Linked DNA regions of Homo sapiens: region 2 is linked to region 1. The links are chromatin contacts, found by Hi-C in ENCODE. All regions are on one chromosome and are shown on one strand. The core of a region is the stretch at or near the end of the contact, and the rest is flanking DNA. Distances in the headings are between cores, read along the strand shown. Region 1 overlaps LOC105371348 (a long non-coding RNA gene). Region 2 overlaps CFDP1 (craniofacial development protein 1).

Evidence for each region. A loop is a pair of places that touch in the nucleus more often than their neighbours do. Pooled maps may share reads with other maps.
Region 2: a map with no recorded cell type shows a loop between it and region 1 (6-fold over the local background). The contact joins two enhancer-like sites. A Hi-C loop is called at or near these places in 6 of 37 single-sample maps with no recorded cell type and 3 of 50 pooled maps.

The regions. Positions count from the first base shown.
Region 1 is chr16:75,760,327-75,767,158 of GRCh38, forward strand. LOC105371348 (a long non-coding RNA gene) reads left to right here. Exons shown (of 6, transcript XR_933748.4): 2 at 507-1,333. Among named protein-coding and RNA genes, the nearest start is that of CPHXL, 37 kb to the left of the region's middle. RefSeq lists an enhancer at 3,841-3,900. Within about 2 kb of position 4,010, at least 3 of the 41 ENCODE cell types and tissues checked have a DNase peak (open chromatin) inside an H3K27ac peak, as active enhancers do.
Region 2 is chr16:75,316,637-75,323,468 of GRCh38, forward strand. The region is part of intron 5 of CFDP1 (craniofacial development protein 1); the gene reads right to left. Among named protein-coding and RNA genes, the nearest start is that of BCAR1, 68 kb to the left of the region's middle. RefSeq lists enhancers at 480-529, 2,997-3,166. Within about 2 kb of position 3,640, at least 6 of the 41 ENCODE cell types and tissues checked have a DNase peak (open chromatin) inside an H3K27ac peak, as active enhancers do.

The DNA.
Region 1 (6,832 bases), core at 2,760-5,259:
CCCTCCCTCCCTCCTTCCTTCCTTCTTTTCTTCCCTCCCTCCCTCCTTCCTCTCTTCCTTTCCTTCCATTTTTCCTTTCATTCCCTCTCTCCCCTACCTCCTCCCTCCCTCCCTCCCTTCCTTCCTTCCCTCCTTCGTTCCTTCCTTCCTTCTTTCCTTCCTTCTTTCGTTCCTACCCTCCCTCCCTCCCTCTTTCCTCCCTTCCTGTCTGCCTGCTCTCTGCCAGAGTACTCTTGTCCTCTTTCTTTTCTGGCTCTGTGCCCTCAACTCTGGAAGGTCTCATGCTGTGAGGGACTTCTCCTCACCTGTGATCCTGCTAAAGCACTGTCCGAATAAAACTCATTGTTTGTTACTGCCACTCCAAGGTCGTATCTTTTTCCTTATTATCTGTGAAATCCTGTGAACTCTGTACTCATCCTATGTCCTTCCTAGGACGGGCATAAATGTAGAAGAAACTATCTTTGCTGATCTCAGAAAATAATGCCTTATCTTTTTTTTTTTGGCAGGATCTCATTCCCATCACCCAGAATGCAGTGCTGTGGCACGATCACAGCTCTCTGCAGCCTCAATTTCCCAGGCTCAAGCAATTCTCCCACCTCAGCCTCCCGAGAAGCTGGAACTACAGGAATGTGCCACCGCATCGGGCTAATGTTTTGTATTTTTGGTAGAGACAGGGTTTAGCCATGTTGCCCAGGCTGGTCTCGAATTCTTGGGCTCAAGCAATCCTCTCACCTCAGCCTCCTAAAGTGCTTGGACTAGAGGTGCAAATCACCATGCCTGACCCTTTATCTCTACTTTTGGCCAGAAGCAATCCAGTTAACACTCTATCATATATTATTCCTCCTACTGTTTTCTCCTCTCTAAATTCTTCAGCTTTGGCTGTTTGCCCATTAGTCACTGCCTGGGAGTTTTCAACTTTTAAAATTTGTGACAACATTGTTAGGTCATTAAGATGGGTCCTCATCCGATGTAACTGGCGTTCTTACAAGAAGCAGGGAAATGACGTGGCGGAGACACAGGAGGGGGAAATACCGCGTGATGATGGAGTTAAAGACAGGAGTTATGCAGCTGCAAGCCAAGAACACCAAGGGCTGCTGGTGACAGCAAGCGAGGAGGGAGCCTGGCCCTGCTGGCATCTTGATTCAGACTTCCAGCCCCTACCACTCTGAGAGAATAAATTCCTGTTGTTTTAAGCCACCCAGTTTAGGGTGCTTTGTTGCAGCCGCCTTAAGAAAGGAATACATCGTATCATTCCCAGAAACTGCTTGAGTCCCAGGGTTTGAGACTGGAAAGTGCTGAGCCTCCCTCACTACCAGATGCCACCTTGGCGAGGGTGAGTAGGTAGGAAAGGCTGAGCAGTGACCCCACATTCATGTGCTATGGCACATTTGAGAACATACCAAACAGGAAATGAAACTGATGTGAAACAGAAATTTCCGTCATAAAAACAATTTGCATGAAACGTTCACTGTACTAAAAAAGTAGATGATTTAGGACAATTTTAACTTTTACCCTGAAAATAAATGTTTAAACCATTCATGATGAAACGGTAAGATGACAGTGTACTATTGGATCCAATGGGACTGTATGTACGTGTGTGTGTGTGTGTGTGTGTGTGTGTGTGTGTGTGTGTGTGTGAATGTTTGCGATCACATTCATTTGACATGCAGGTTGAATAAGTGAGTCACTCTCCCCAGTACACGGGGGCTGCCTCTCCTAGCAGCAAATTTTCTCATTGGTTACTGCTGTGTTTCGGATGTCCCTTCCAAAACTGATGTTGAAACTAAATCCCCAATGTGGCAGTATTGAGAAGTGGGCCCTTTAAGAAGTGATTGGATCATGAGGGGTCTGCCCTCTTGAATGAATTATCCATTCATGGATTAACAGATGAATAGGCTATCATGGAAGTGGGACAGGTGGCTTATAAGAAGGGCAAGAGACGGCTGGGCGCGGTGGCTCACGCCTGTAATCCCAGCACTTTGGGAGGCCGAGGCAGGCGGATCACGACGTCAGGAGATCGAGACCATCCTGGCTAACATGGCGAAACCCTGCCTGAACTAAAAATACAAAAAATTAGCCGGGCATGGTGGCGGGCGCCTGTGGTCCCAGCTACTCAGGAGGCTGAGGCAGGAGAATGGCGTGAACCCGGGAGGCGGAGCTTGCAGAGAGCCGGGATCGTGCCACTGCACTCCAGCCTGGGAGACAGAGCGGGACTCCGTCTCAAAAAAAAAATAAAAAAATAAAAATAAAAAAAGGGGCAAGAGACACCTGAGCTAGCACAGACGACTGCCTCGCCAGGTGAGGCCCTGCCTTGCCTCAGGACTTTTCAGACAGTCCTCACCTGCAGGAAGGATCTCACCAGATGTGGCCCCTTGACCTTGGATTCCTCAGCTCCACAACTGTAAGAAATAAGTTTCTTCTCTTTATAAATTACCCAGTTTCAGGAATTCTCTTATAAACAACAGAAAAAAAAGACCAAGACAGTTACTGTATATCTTCATAAAACTAATTTTGTAGGATCTGAGGGCTTTGTTCTCCAAGAGAACACTTGCTCCAATTCTCAGGTTTTCTTCTGTAGTTCTGTAATTTTACTTGAAGAGAAGAATGTCAAGAAAAGACATTAGTAATTAATAAATGCTGGTGGATGATCCCTCTAGCGTAAAACTGGAACATGGCACTGTTTTGTTATTGGTGCTATTAAATCTGAATTATCACTTTAAAAACATATATGAAAAGCAGATATCAGGATTCAATTACTGCTTATTTCATGGAGAACCCGGGAAGAATAAACATATAAATGTGTTTTTAAATTTCTGTTTAATGCATATCACTGTTTCATGTGATAATGTGTGGATTCACATGCCCCAGCTTAGAAAGAAAAACAAACTCATCCAATCGTGCTTCTTGCTGTGTTCATTTGCACACTAGAGAATGATGACTTCTCTTTGTTAGAGCCACAAGTATATGTAAATTGAAGAGAATACATTTGTGACTGGATTATTTACAACCAATACATTGCTAGGTGATAAGCAATTCCACTGGGAGATCCATTGACTGTTGCTACCGAGTGGATTTCACAGAATGGCGACTGCAGACAAATGACCTGTTTCCTCCCTGGTTGCTGGGATCCAGCATTCTGCCTAGAAACAAACCAGTTTCCATTGTTTGGGGTTAACCCTATTTACTAGTAATGATAATATTATCCCTCATAACATTAAAGGTTTAACTATTGGTAGGCTTTTCATTTAACTGTATTTCAAGAAAGGGATATGCAATTTAAAGAAGTTTATTTTGAAATAGTTTCAAACTTAGAGAAAAATCACAAGGACTGCACTAATAACTCCTCCCACCCCCTTTGAAGGAATAATGATAATTATATAATAATGTGTTTTTAATTACTGGCAGGTATTTTATTTGGAGGCATTTCTGTGATTGGAACAGGAGTTGAGACGATGTCAAATGTATGATAACAAAGTAAATCCCTCAAATTGTCTCACAGTGAAAACGTTAACAACAATAACACTACTCTTAAATTCCTTCTTGTTTTCAATAGAAAGGGCCAGTAAGTGAAAGGGCCTTTACATTTTTGTTTTGGAACAGCTCTGCAATTTCATTTTGATTTCATATTTCTAGTAATAAAGCCTCTTCTGACTCCACATTCTTATTTCTGGGCAGACATTTTATTCTTCAGAATTGTAGTGATGGACAAGAAGCTAAATTGGAATGACTACTGTATCAATGATTAATTTGATAATTATAACAATGTCCAAACATTTAGAAATTACAGTATTTCATCAGATGTATTTTTAAAGAGGCACCTCTGTGAGAAGAACAGGTAGGCAGGCCAGCTTTCCCCTGGCTTATCACCCCTTTCCCTGGATTGTAGAGCATCCTTCACTCGGTCCCCTGTGAGAGGCCAGCAGGTTACTCTGCTCTCTGTGGGGTTTTTGTTTTTACCAGACTCTGCAATAACAGGCCCAGGTTTTGCAGCTCTGATGACTTTCTTTTTGGTGATGAAGCCACAGGGTATTAGCACCTCCTCGTGGCCATACATGTAATCTGACACTGTCCCTTGTAATAGTGATGATAATGACAGTGTTAGTGCCAAGCCACTTTAAAATGCTTTTAGTTCCTGGCAGATGTTTTATTTAGAGCGATTTCTCTGAACGTAAATGCCAGTTATGGAGGTTTTATATATTTTAATTAAGTAAATATAAGGTATTATTTTAGTAAAGGAAGTAATAAATCAATATCTCCGACAACTTTAGAGCACTACTTCACAGGATGTATTTTTTCAGATATATTTTTGTAAAGAAGACAAAGAATGAAGATGGTTTTGACTTAAAAAAACTTTTATTTTAGGCTCGGGGCACATGTGCAGGCTTGTTATATAGGTAAACTGCGTGTCATGGGGGTTTGGGGTACAGATTATTTCATCACCCAAGTAATAAGCATAATATCCGATGGGTAGTGTTTTGATCCTCTCCTTCCTTCCACCCTCCACCCTCAAGTAGGCCCATGTGTCTGTTGTTCCCCACTTTGTGCCCATGTGTTCTCCTTGGTTAATTCTCACTTGTAAGTGAGAACATGTGGCATTTGGTTTTCTGTTCCTGTATTAGTTTGTTTAGGATGATGGCCTCCAGCTCCATCCTTGTTGCTGCAAAGGATGTGATCTTGTTCTTTTTTATGAATGTGTGGTATCCCATGGTGTATATGTACCACATTTTCTTTATCCAGTGTACTGTTGATTGGCATTTAGGTTGATTCCATGTCTTTGCTATTGCGAATAGTGTTGCGATAAACATACGTGTGCATGTGTCTTTATGGTAGAATGATTTCTATTTCTTTGGGTATGTACTCAATAATGGGGTTGTTGGGTCAATTGGTAATTCTCTTTTAAATTCCTTGGGGAATCACCACATTGCTTTGCACAATGGCTGAATTAATTTACATTCCCACCAGCAGTGTATCAGCATTCCCCTTTCTCTGCAACCTTGCCAGCATCTGTTATTTTTTGACTTTTTATTAAAAGCCCTTTCAACTGGTGTGAGATGGTATCTCATTGTGGTTTTGATTGCCATTTCTCTAATGATTAGTGATGTGGAGCATTTTTTCATATGCTTGTTGGCTGCAGTAAGTCCTCTTTTGAAAAGTGTCTGTTTATGTTCATTGCCCACTTTTTAATGGGGTATTTTTCTTGTAAATTTGTTTAAGTTCCTTATAGATGCTGGATATTAGACCTTTGTCGGATGCATAGTTTGCAAATATTTTTTCCCATTTTGTAGGCTGGGTTTTGACATATTTTTAACTGACTAAATTCCTAGTGGTTACTATGATAATGTGACAATAATAAACTCTACCATGATATATTTTTTTATACTATTTTATTTGAGGAGGTTTACACATAATCCAGTCACTTGATTAGCCTGTTTAATTTAGATATACTTCATAGCTCTGCCAAAGAGGAGTTACCTTTCTGTAGTGTGTGAATGAGCACAGCATGAGAGATGCTGGATGATAGTCCTTGAGTTAGATATTAAAACATACAAGATTATTTTTTTATGTGCCTCGAACATGTGAATCCACAACTTTCACTTGAATCATTGAGGTAGGTTTGTCACACAGGTTAAGAAGCACATTTATATTTTCTTCCACTTCCTTGGTGCTCTATGAAATGAGCTGTAATATAATCTAAAATCAGCTTTTGGTATTATAATATTGTTTGAAATTTGATAATTCAGGTCTAGTTAACACTGATAAAATAGTTCCATGTTCCAATTTTATGCTAGAAGGATCATTTTCTGGCATCTAGTAATTACTAATGTGTTTTTCAGGGTCATTCTTTTTAAGTAAAATTAAAGAGGTAGAGCACAAAAACTGGAAAATAGAAGGAAGTTGTGCCCTCCTGGAGGAAGAAAAAAGCTCTCAGTTCCCCAAAATCTGTGGCAAAATCAGTTTCATGAGGACCCATTGTATATCCATGAAGACCTTTTTATGTAGGAGAGGCAGCCCACTGTGTACACATGTCTCCTGGTGAATCCAATGTGCATAGTTTCAGCTGACTTTGTTCCATCAAGTATGATTTAAACATTTATTTTCAGAGTGAGAGCCAAAGTCATTTTGCTCCAGATTGAAGTATAGTACTTTTTCAGTTCCATAAATGTTTCATATGAAATATTTTTTAGGATAAAAATTTCTATTTTATGTGAGTTTAACTTGCTCTTCAGAATAGTCTCAAATGTGCTATAGGATAGTGGCACATGGATGTAGGGGTCACTGCTCAGTCTTTCCTACTCCTTTGTCCTCTCTAAGTTGGCATCTGGTACTGAAGGACTTTCAGCATTTCCGAGCTCTGAGCGCCATAGGGCTGATATTTAAGAAGCTTTTGGGACTCAGTTTGTTGATGTGGAGTGGGAGAAGTAGCAGTGAGTGGAGGAGAGTGGAGGAGAACGGAGGAAAGTGACATCTATTCTTAATGGAGGGGAGGGTCAGGTCAGACATCAGGAGATACCAGGGAGGGAGTAGCCCTAAGGGGAATTGTTTTGGGTTCCCCAGCTGCCTGGATACTGGCTCTTCCCTCTCTTCTACTCCTTTCCCAGTCAGGTTCACTGTGATTGAATTTTTTTCGGACAGGTTTTAGTTTTATTTCTCTTTTACCCTAGACCCAGATTTGAGAGCTGGCACTATCATGACCCTGGCAGATTGTTTTTCTATTCTCCTTTTTATTGAAGCGTCCAACTATTAAGTTTGAATAGTCTCTTCCTTTAATTCGGTGTATTTTTGCTTCATGCATTTTGGGGCTGTGTTGTTAGGTACATACACTTTAATTATT
Region 2 (6,832 bases), core at 2,390-4,889, 440 kb before region 1:
CCAAAGGAGAGTAAAGCTCTAGCTGTAAAAAAGTCTTTAAAAAGTAAAAGAGGCCGGGCGCGGTGGCTCACGCCTGTAATCCTAGCACTTTGGGAGGCCAAGGCGGGCGGATCACCTGAGGTCAGGAGTTCGAGACCAGCCTGACCAACACAGAGAAACCCCATCTCTAATAAAAATATAAAATTAGCCGGGCGTGGAGGCGCATGCCTGTAATCCCAGCTACTCGGGAGGCTACTCCTACTGCCTCAGCAGGAGAATCGCTTGAACCCGGGAGGCAGAGGTTGTGGTGAGGCGAGATCGCACCACTGCACTCCAGCCTGGGCGACAAGAGTGAAAACTCCGTCTCAAAAAAAGATAATAAATAAATAAATAAAAATAAAAATAAAAAGTAAAAGAGCAGTTAACTAGAGAAAAGGCAAAAGGCTATGGGATCTTCAGCAAAGTCCTAGATTGGACAGGCAAGTGGCGAGGGCAGAGGCCTCTCTGGCCAACATGGAGGCCCTCGCCTAGATGAGTGGAGACTTCTCAAGGCCTGGTGCCTGGTACGCATGAGGGTTAAATGACACGAAGTCAGCAGCAAAGAAAACCTCTTCTGACCTGCCGCCAGACCTCTAAGGAAATGATACTTCTGAATTTCCCTTCCCCTTTGTCCACTCAAATGTGGTTTCATCTCCTCCCTGGGAAAGAGATAATGCTGCAGCCCTTCCCGCCTCTGCTCTAGCAATTTCCTTCTTTGAACCACTCCCATGGTGGGGGAGTCCTGGCAAAGCAGAGAAGGACACGCCACCATTTCACAGCAGTGTGGGAGTAAAGAAGGCCAGGGGGCTCTCCAAGGAGGAAATGTTGAGTGTAATGGAAACTAGATTCTGCCTGGGGAGGAGATGCTTTGCCCCTGAGGTGCGAACTGCTGTTGCTTTAATTTGTATGATTAGACACAGCTGGGGAGAATAATTTATTGACCAATACAAACAGACAATTTACATTTCTGAGACACAATTTTAAAGGAATTATTAAATACAGCTTCTAACAAAGACCATAATGACAACTTTATGCAGAACCCTGGGAGCTCAACAGAGGAAGACACAGCTTATTTTCCAGATACTGGTTCCATATGGCCTCCCACCAGTCACAGCCGCAGAGGCCAAGAAAAGCTGAGGCAGAGTCAGCATCTGGCATTAAAAGTCAATGACCTGGCCAGGTGTGGTAGCTCACCCCTGTAATCCCAGCACTTTGGGAGGCTGAGGTGGGTAGATTACCTAACGTCAGGAGTTCGAGACCAGTCTGGCCAACATGGTGAGACCCCACCCCCCATCTCTACTAAAAAAATACAAAAAATTGGCCAAGCATGGTGGTACATACCTGTAATCCCAGCTACTCAGGAGGATGAGGCAGGAGAATTGCTTGAACTTGGGAGGCAGAGGTTGCAGTGTGCCGAGATCGCGCCACTGCACTCCAGCGCGCCACTGCACTCCAGCCTGGGTGACAGAGTGAGACTCCGTATCACAAAAAAAAGAAAAAGGTCAATGACCCTTCTCAAGGAGAACTGTGCTCTGCTGTGACTGTGACTGGTCTGTGCTGGTCTGACGGCTGGAGCCACACACTCTCATGAACATTCCCCTGATCGTTCCCATCAGGGACAACATGGCCAGGCAAATAGCACATCTCGCCAACTAAGTCAACAGGACAAAGCACTGGGCAGAAGATCAATATGCCTCAGTGGTGTGTTGTTTGGCTGACTGTTGATTAGGGAGTTGGCATGCTTTCTTTCTTTCTTTTTTTTTTTTTTTGAGATGAAGTCTCACTCTGTCGCCCAGGCTGGAGTGCAGTGGCACAGTCTCGGCTCACTGCAACCTCCGCCTCCTGGGTTCACGCCATTCTCCTGCCTCAGCCTCCCCAGCAGCTGGGACTACAGGTGCATGCTGCCATGCCTAGCTAATTTTTGTATTTTTAGTAGAGACTGGGTTTCACCGTGTTAGCCAGGATGGTCTCGATCTCCTGACCTTGTGATCCGCCCGCCTTGGCCTCCCAAAGTGCTGGGATTACAGGCGTGAGCCACTGCGCCCGGCCGGCATGCTTTCTTAAATATCTGCATCCTGCTTTTAGACTTTCAGCTTTCTTTTTTCTCCCAGGGATGCATGTCTCTGTCTCTTCATAAAAAAATCTGAGGATATTAACATAAATTTTAAATTCTTGGGCACCTCTCAGGTTGAGACTAGGCTAAAGTTTTGGGATACAGGGGTGTCCTCAGTCAAATCAGAAATAATTCCTTACATCATAGACACCTCTCTTAAAACAAGTCATGCCTGCCCCTTTCTAGAAATGAGAAGGCACATTAAGCACATAGCTTTAAATGAAACTCATAGGAGCCGAACACATTTTGCAAAATTACTCCCTCTCAATACCAAACTTACTTTATTTATTTATTTTTTTGAGATGAAGTTTCTGTTGCCAGACTGGAGTGCAGTGGAGCGATCTCGGCTCACTGCAACCTCTGCCTCCCGGGTTCAAGTGATTCTCCAGCCTCAGACTCCTGAGTAGCTGGGATTACAGGCACATGCCACCATGCCCAGCTAATTTTTGTATTTTTAGTAGAGATGGGGTTTCACCATGTTGGCCAGGATGGTCTTGATCTCTTGACCTTATAATCCACCTACCTCGGCCTCCCAAAGTGCTGGGATTACAGGTGTGAGCCACCACGCCCAGCCCCAAACTTCTAACTGCTACTAAATAAGCATGCAAAATTCCAAATGAGGAGGAGATAGACATTGGACACAGCTGTGATCCTTGACACCTCAAAGTTACATCTGGGGTTGGGGGGGAACGTGCTTTATGGTCGTTGCATTACACGAGACTGAAGTGGTGAAGGTCATTTTTCAGCACTTAGCGCTCCTGCTAGGGTCCTGACTCCCAAATCTACTTTCTCAGTGGCATCCGCAACATCGTTTGCTCACTCAGTTGCCAGGGTAGCAGCTCTGGCCTCCTAGAGGCCACAATTCTACTAATATCAATGGGAAAACTTAATGAGGCTCAGATCCCAACCTGCCCCTCTTCCTCCAGAGGCAGCTTCCACTTCTCCTCACAAAGCTGGGATATGGCATCATCAGCGTTCCCCCTGTGGTGCCACCCCTCACAACCCAGGATTTAAAGAGCCCTTAGGAAGCAATCATCTATACAAGGGTGATCACAAGAATGGGGTTACTTAAGCATGAGCCCTAAGTGTCACTTTGCTAAGGCAATACAATGGATTTCAACAAAGAAATATTCGTTTCCACGTAGTTTGATACTGAAAGCAGAAAACTTTCTTTTTACTGCATGCAGGAAATGGTTTTCATAGAGGCTAACCACAGCTGAGCCATCTGTAAACCACAACATTGTTTCTCTTTAACAAATGGAAGATTTTTACCCACGGTATCACTGACCATCAAAAAGAATTCCCATCCTCCATCTCTAGAGCAAGAGAAAACGGTAAGTAGAGTTTCTTTCCTTAATCTGCTAGCCAGGGGTTGCTAAAACAGCCTTTTCATTCAGAAATGTAGTTTGTCCTCCAAGGTTCATCCCATCCCTACTGCTAGGAGATGTATGAACCCTTAAACAAGTCCAGTTTCTTTGCATTCTGAGACCCCCTCGGAGCATGCGCTTTTATGTGACCATGACTCACACTGGGTCATAATGTAAAACGTGTAACTATGACTGAAGGCCAAAAAGTTTGAAAAAGATGCTTTAGCGTTAACTGGCTGGCAAACGAAGAAGGTCTGCTGAAACAAAGTTGGCTGCTCTGCCAACAGATTGTTTGAAGGAAAACTAGTTAAAAAAAAAAGAAAAAAATCAAGTGCAATCAACTAAAGTAGGGCAGACCCTTCCATTCTTTGATTTTTCCCTGTGTATTAGCCATTTGCTTTGGGAAACTTGGCATCACGATCTCCCTGCTGTGAGAGCAAGGCCTCTGACCCAGGGCTCCTCACCCCAGACTGTGAGAGTGTGTGATTGACACCCTCTCCTGGGGGACGAGTGGCTTTGCTATGGCCTTCCAGTCACCGTGAGGCTCAGCTGGTGACTCTGCAAGGATTGCATGAGTGTGTTCATTGTTCTCACTGTTCAGATGAAGGAAAGGGGCTCAGAATATGGGACATTGATGGTCTCATGTGAATTAAACAACTGAAATGAGGGGGACTCATGCAAATAAAAGAACAAAATCCAAAAACATGACCTGAGTCACACCAAGGAATAGTTTCCCTCTAAGAATGAAGAGAAACAAGAACCCAAATATAAGCTACTAAATGTACTTGTACTCTGGAAGAATGCTGGAAAATCTGATGACTTACTATTTCTTATTCTCAGCTAGTATTTTTTTTTTAAGAGATGGGATCTTGCTGGTTTTGAACTCCTGGGCTCAAGTGAACCTCCTGCCTCAGCTTCCTGAGTAGCTGGGAGTCACAGGCACACGCCATCATGCCTTGCTCAGCTAACAGCTAATACTTTAATATTTTAATAAATTATTATTATTATTTTTACAAGACAAGATCTCACTATGTTGTTCAGCCTGATCCTGAACTCCTGGGCTCAAGGGATCCTCCTACCTCGGCATTCCAAAGTGCTGGAATTACAGGCGTGAGCCACAGTGCCCAGCCTGGCTAATACTTTTTATAATAGCTTTACTGAGATGTAATCCACATTCTAAAGATTTCACCTATTTAAAATGGTACAACTCAGTGGTTTTTAGTATATCCATTACCACAATCTCATTTTAGAAAATTGCCACTCCTGCCAAAAAGCCCCTTATATCCAGTAGCAGTTACTCTTCATTCCCCTCACCAGCTCTTGGCAACTACTAATCTACTTTCTGCCTCAACAGATTTACCTATCTCTCAGGTAATACTTTAAACCAAGCTTGTCCAACCTGCCTTATTCTGTTATTGTTTTGTTTTGTTTTGGGCTTTTACCAGCCTGAAGCCATGTTTTTCAGTTTCTGCCTCTAGTGATAAGCGGAAAAGAGGGGTGAGGAAGGGGCTTTATGGGCCCAACCAGAAACAGAAACTAAGAACTCATGACTGTATTCTCTCCCTTGGACACCCCTGCTTTAAACCATAAATTTAAGATTATATATAAGCATCCAGAAGAAACAACACATCTCTCAGTTGGTATCTATCACAGCCTCCTATAGGAAACACATTTAAACTTTCCTAATTTGTTTTCTTTTTCTTTTTCGAGACCAAGTCTTGCTTTGTCGCCCAGGCTGGAGTGCAGTCGTGCGATCTTGGCTCACGGCAAGCTCCACTTCCCAGGTTCATGCCATTCTCCTGCCTCAGCCTCCCGAGTAGCTGGGACTACAGGCGCCCGCCACCATACCCGGCTAATTTTTCTGTAATTTTAGTAGAGACGGGGTTTCACCGTGTTAGCCAGGATGGTCTCGATCTCCTGACCTTGTGATCCACCCGCCTCGGCCTCCCAAAGTGCTGGGGTTACAGGCGTGAGCCACCGCGCCCAGCCTATTAAACTTTCCTAATTTGTTTTCTACATGATGGTCATGCATACATTTTGTAAGAAGAATCAGAAATCTAGTCTTTACACAGGAATATTAGAATATCTGGGCATTGCTTGTAAAGTGAAGTCCCAGATATCACCAACACTATTTCGGATCTGTGTTTTTAAAGCACTTGGGTACAGTGGCTTTGCAGTCAGTGTAGAAACCTGTCCCTCCCACTTAATAAATTTTTATTTATAGTCATGTGTTGCTTATGTTCTGAGAAATGTGTTAGGTGATTTCATTGTTGTGCCCAACATCACAGAGTGTACTTACACAAACCTAGATAGTATAGCCTACTACAGGCTTACATTGTGTGGTAAAGTTTATTGCTCCTAGGCTACAAATCTGTATAGCATGTTACTGTACTAAGTACTGTAGGCAACTGTAACAGAATGGTAAGCATCTATGTCTAAACACATCTAGACCTAGAAAAGGTACAGTAAAAATATGGTACAGTTGAGCATCCTAAACCCAAAAATCTGAAATCTAAAATGTTCCAAAATCCAAAATATTTTGAGCACTGACATGACACTCAAAGGAGCATTTCGAATTTTGAATTTCCAGATTTGGGGTGCTCAACCACTAAGTAGAATACAAATATTAAAAAAAAAAAAAATCCCAAATCGGAAACACTTCTGGTCCCATGCATTTTGGGTAAGGGATACTTAACCTGTGTATAAAAGATAAAAAAAGGTACAGCTGTATAGGAAGTTTACCATGAATGGTGGAACCCGCAGGACTGGAAGTTGCTCTGGGTGAGTCAGTGAGTGAGTGGTGAGTGAATGTGACGGCCAAGGACATTACTGCACACTACTGTGGATTTTATAACCACTGTACACTTAGGCTACAATACATTTATTTAGAAAATTTTTTTTTCTTCAATAAAAATTTAACCTTAGCTTACTGTAACTTTATAAACTTTTTAATCTTTTAAAACTTTTTGACTGTTTTTTAGTAATGCTTAGCTTAAAACATAGCACAGCTGTAGAAAAACTTTCTTTATACCCTGTTTCTGTAAGGTTTTTTTCTATTTTAAAATGTTTTCACTGTTTTTACTTTTTAACGTTAAAAAAAAAAAAACTAAGACAAACACACACATTAGTCCAGGCCTACACAGGGTCAGGATCATCAATATCACTGTCTTTGACTTCCTTATTTTGTCCCATTGGAAAGTCTTCAAGAGCAACGTGTCTGGAGCTGCCATCTCCTATGACAACAATGCTTTCTTATGGAATCCTTCCTGAAGGACCTGCCTGAGGCTGTTTTACTTAACTTTTTTTTTTTTTTTAACAAGTAGAAGGAATACAC